2 separate regions of the Homo sapiens genome follow, and region 2 is linked to region 1. Evidence: chromatin loops called from intact Hi-C (ENCODE). Cell type or tissue: dorsolateral prefrontal cortex. All regions are shown on one strand.

Evidence for each region. A loop is a pair of places that touch in the nucleus more often than their neighbours do. Peaks named below come from ENCODE experiments on the same cell type or tissue, not always from the same donor. Only the 100,000 strongest peaks of a DNase experiment are listed, where the experiment ranks them.
Region 2: it touches region 1 in a loop (3-fold over the local background); 79 of 110 quality-filtered maps call a loop at or near these places.

What each region holds. Positions count from the first base shown.
Region 1 is chr7:29,925,988-29,928,487 of GRCh38, reverse strand. It overlaps SCRN1 (secernin 1), which reads left to right. Exons shown (of 8, transcript NM_014766.5): 7 at 1,856-2,036. Among named protein-coding and RNA genes, the nearest start is that of FKBP14-AS1, 61 kb to the left of the region's middle. In dorsolateral prefrontal cortex, a CTCF peak has its summit at 1,520; no DNase peak of the experiment used is centred here; H3K4me3 peaks cover 996 bases; H3K27ac peaks cover 2,083 bases.
Region 2 is chr7:29,750,949-29,753,448 of GRCh38, reverse strand. No RefSeq gene overlaps it. Among named protein-coding and RNA genes, the nearest start is that of WIPF3, 54 kb to the left of the region's middle. In dorsolateral prefrontal cortex, no CTCF peak of the experiment used is centred here; no DNase peak of the experiment used is centred here.

The DNA.
Region 1 (2,500 bases):
CTTTTAATACTCAAATTAAATTAGTCTGGGCCCCAATTTTGCATATTGTGATCAGTGTCTTTCTTTTCTCACTTGAGACTCCTGTCCCATGGCAACATCAGGAAGCTAACCTAAGAGAGTACTTCTCATTACTGTTGTGTCTTTAGTAGTGCTCTTCAGACTGGGATATGTTATGAATCCGCAGGGATCTTGTTAAAATTGCAGATTCTGATTCAGCAGGACAGGGTGGGGCCTGAGGTTCTGCAGCCGATACTGTTGCTGCAAGTCCGAGGACAAAATTGGCTGGCAAGGGTTATTGGCTCCCAGTCCTTTTCAGGTCATGGCATACCTGAAAATAGTTTTTCTTTGTCTGTTTGTTTGTTTTTGAGACAAAGTCTCGCTCAGTCACCCAGGCCGGAGTGCGATGGCATGATCTTGGCTCACTGCAACCTCTGCCTCCTGGGTTCCAGCGACTCTTCCACCTCAACCTCCTGAGTAGCTGGGATTACAGGAGCACTCCACCACATCCGGCTAATTTTTTTTTATTTTTAGTAGAAACGGGGTTTTACCATGTTGGCCAGGCTGGGCTCGAACTCCTGACCTCAAGTGATCCACCTGCCCCAGCCTCCCAAAATGCTGGGATTACAGGTGTGAGCCACCATACCTTGCCCATACCTGAAAATATTCATACCTGTGTGCCATACTGGCAAGGCTGCCCTGGCTTCCTCAAGCTCCAGATGCCCCAGGGCTGAGGGAATCAACATCCTAGCTCACCTCTAGCCCACTTGAGGTACCCGAGGTGGGCCACAGTGCACCTGTTGAGAGGAGAAAAAAATGTCCAAATCTGACAAATCTGACCTATACATATGGGGCACATATGGGGAGTTCCTTCTCTCCTGCTGTTATTGCAGGTGCTGCCCCATGGTACAGCTGAAAACAGGCAATCCTTGGGACGCAGAGGTGCCCATGCCTGCCAGGAGCAGCCCTCTGATCCAGCAGTGTTTCCTCTGGATGTGGGGAGGGTAGGATAAGGCTCTCTCCCCGGCGTTACAGTTGGCCATAGTGGTCCCTTAGCCCGTTGGCCTGGGATCCCAGGCCACAGCTGTTTATATGCGTGGCTCTTGTGTGTGTGTGTGTGTGTGGGTGGGTGGGTGGGGGGGTGATGTATCCTAGACTTGTACAAGTACACACACATGCAGGCATACGCACAGCCATTTTCCCGAAGATAACATCCATCCTGCCGAGAGAACTGAATTGAAGAGAGCTGGGGGGCATTAGCTACCTGCTGTGCCCTGTGCTAGCTCTCTCACACAACCAGACTTCTGTGTGGTGTGCACCCTCCAAGGCCTCTTCTGTCATCTTTCTTACTCTGTCCCCTCCTTGGGTCTGTCAGAGATATTCCATAGATTTTTCAGTAAGGTAGAACCTCAGAAAAAAACTAAAAACAAACCCAAACCAAAAGGCCCTTCCTTTCCCAAAGGCTGCTTCTCAGACCACGGTATTAAAAAAAAAAAAGGCAAACCTCTCTCGCTCAGCTAGATGGCTCCTTGCACCGTTTCTCAGAACACTGTTTGTTTGCCTCACTTTTTATTGCTAAAAGAGTCCTCTCAAATGGTTCAGAACAAAGGAAGTCTGTTTTGATGTCTCTTTGCTGTAAGTAGAGGAATTTGCAGCTTGTAAATGGCTGCAGTTTTGCTAAAATAGCGACTAAAACATGCAGTTATGTCTCTCTTGGCACTCACCCACCCACCCGTCACCCACACCCACCACCCACCATAAGTTGGCTTGGGAAATGTTTGCTGAATAAAAGGACAGTCTCTGGGTGTTCCCGGGTCCCAGCCTCTGCCTGGCTGAAGTGCCTCTCCTTCCTCTCCAGGTCCATATTCAAGCCTTTCATCTTTGTTGATGACGTAAAACTTGTCCCCAAAACACAGTCTCCCTGTTTTGGGGATGACGACCCTGCCAAAAAGGAGCCTCGGTTCCAGGAGAAACCAGACCGCCGGCATGAGCTGTACAAAGCCCACGAGTGGGCACGTGCCATCATCGAAAGTGACCAGGTGAGCTTGCATGAGGGCCACAGAGGCGGAGGCGGAGGCGGGCGGGCGAGGTCAGCGAGGAAGGAGGCAGGGAAGCAGATGTCAAGCTAGACCCTACCCCCACCCATCCAGTGTGACCGGGCTTCTCCCAGAGACCAGGTTCCTGGGGCCTTTCCTAGAAGGCTGGTGTCCATTTTCCTGCCCAGGCTCTTGAAACCAAATAAGACAAAGCTTCTGCTTCTCATGTTATTTTGGAATTCAGCAGGCTGAGTATCTTACTTACATTTACTGTTTACGTAGGAATAATAGGAATATGCAGTACGTTAGGGATAACTGTTATATATTGTGTAAAATTCCTTATGTACTTTTGGGGGTAAAAAGTTGTTATTTGCTGGCAACATTTTATTAAAGATACAATCATATGTTGTTTCAAAAAAGTTCTGGAGTTGGCTGGTGGTGCTGGTTGCACAACATTGTGAATGAGC
Region 2 (2,500 bases), 180 kb after region 1:
TTAAAGTGAGCCAATCCTACAATGTATGCATTATAAGCAAGTAAAAGGTTTGGAAATCCCCCATGAAGTATCCTTACCTCCACTGCCTGTTCAGAGATTGCCCCTTGGAGAGGAAGGAGCAGATATTATTCCAAAGAGACCTTTGATATGAGGGTCTTCGGAATTTCTTTTTAAAGTTTCATATATTCATTGAGAATGGCTTTAAGGGGAGTGGGTCTCAACTCTGGCCACCCAGTAGAGTCATCCAAAGAAATCTTACAAAACATCCAAAGCTTTGGTCCCATCCTCCAGAAAATTGAATCCATGTGGTCTGGGGAGGACCCGGTGGATCATCTCCCCAGGTGATGATCTCACATGCAGATGGAGTTGAGAACCAGTGCTGTAAGTGTACTGCATCATCTACATTTCCTGGAAGCTCTGAACTAGGCCCATAGCAGAAGCCTGGAGCCATAGGGTCGGGGCAGCTGAAGAGTTACTTCCATATCATAGGATAGAATTAAAAATCTAATTCCTCTCTTGCCAGATGTATGACTTGAGTCAATTACTTAGATTCCTTTTCTGTACAATAAGGATAATGATGTTATCAAAACTAACAGTATTGGCTGGGCATGGCGGCTCATGCCTATAATCCCAATACTTTGGGAGGCCAAGGTGGGAGGACAGCTTGAGGCCATGAGTTTGAGAGCAGCCTGGAAAACATAGTGAGACCCCATCTCTATAAAAAAGTTAGCCATGTGTGGTGGCACATGCCTGTAGTTCCAGCTACTTGGGAGGCTAATGTGGGAGGATCACTTGAGCCTGGAAGGTACAGGCTGCAGTGAGCTACTCCATTTTAGCCTGAGTGACAGAGCAAGGCCCTGCCTCAAAAAAACAAAACAAAACAAAACAAAAAAAAACAAAACCAAAAACCTTACAGAGACACTGTCCCAAAAAACAAACAAAAAACCCAAAAACGTACAGTATTGTTGTAGGGATTAAGTGAGATGACATGTGCAAAGCACGTAGTGCAGTACCCAGCATGTTAAAAAATGCTAGCCTTCAGTGTCATCACAGGTACCCCTAGGATTAAGTTAGGCTAGGCACCCACTCCCTGACAAGACACAGAGGTTCTCATGTATTTCTGGCCACTTATGAAGTAAAGGGTGTTCCTTTAACCAGGTACCACTGAGATGGCTGCAGACCCTGAGTGTCAGTGTGCATTGTTTCCTGATAGGTACGAAGGCTTTTCCTGGGGTAGCAGCCCCAAAAGCAGAGCACCTTCTGACCTGGGAGTCTGGCACAGTTCCAGCCACCCAGCTCTGTAGAGTTGAGAAAGCGAGGGCCAGTGGGGCTACTTATGCTTCTTTCTATCTGCTCCCTGGGCTGTGGGGCAGCCTTCCTCCCTTGGTTTCACTTTCTTAATTTCAGTCTCTAAGGTTCAGCCTTGAAACTCCAAAGGATACTGAGGCAGGTCACCCTCTCTAACCCCTGTCGAAAATTTTGCACAGGGGAAGGGAGCTGAGGAAGTCACAGAAATTCATGGGGGTGCCAGGCCCACACATACCTGCCTGTGGGGCTGAGTGGATTGGCAATGACAATGCTGACAGCTGACATTTACTGAGTACGTGCTATGTTCCAGATGCTGCGTCTCCGTTTCTCAGATGAAGAATCTAAGTTTCAGGGCCTCATCCAAAACCATACAGCTAATAAGCAGTAGAGTTGGGATCTAAGCCCAGGGAATTTTACTCTAGAACTCACAGTATTAACCACAGTGCTCCCTTGGCTTATATTTCTAAGGCACATGCTGTAACCACTTTTTTTTTTTTGTTTTTGAGATGGGGTCTCACTCTGACACCCAAGCTGGAGTGCAGTGGCGTGATCTTGGCTCACTGCAACCTCTGCCTCCCAGATTCAAGGGATTCTCCTGCCTCAGCCTCCTGAGTAGCTGGGATTACAGGCACGTGCCACCATGCCTGGATAATTTTTTGTATTTTTTAGTAGAGACGGGGTTTCCCTATGTTGCCCAGGCTGATCTGGAACTCCTGACCTCAGGTGATCCGCCCGCCTTGGCCTCCTAAAGTGCTGGGATTACAGGTGTGAGCCACCGTGCCCTGCCTATAACCATTCTTTTTTAGGGAGGTGTGGTATATGGCGCTACCCTGAATCTGTAGTCAGGATTTGAAGAGGGGAGAACAGACCAGTATAATTCTTCAGTGTTTGCTTGTGAAGAAGGCACCATGCATTGTGGTTGGTAGTGGTGACTGGAGAGAGAGATAGGAGGGGCACAGGCAGCAAGGTCCCTGCTTAAAGACAGTTATCTAGTTTGGAGAAACTTAGCTGGATAGTCAGTTCTTACATGCATTTGGCAAGCACTTATCATACACTGTAAAGAGGCAATATGTCTAGCTTGTTAGAGGGTGGGCTGTGGAGTCAGACTCCTGGCTTTGAACCCCAACTTCCCTGCCATTTTCAAATGACACTGGAGAAGTCGCAAAACCTATTTCTGTCTCAGATTCCTCCC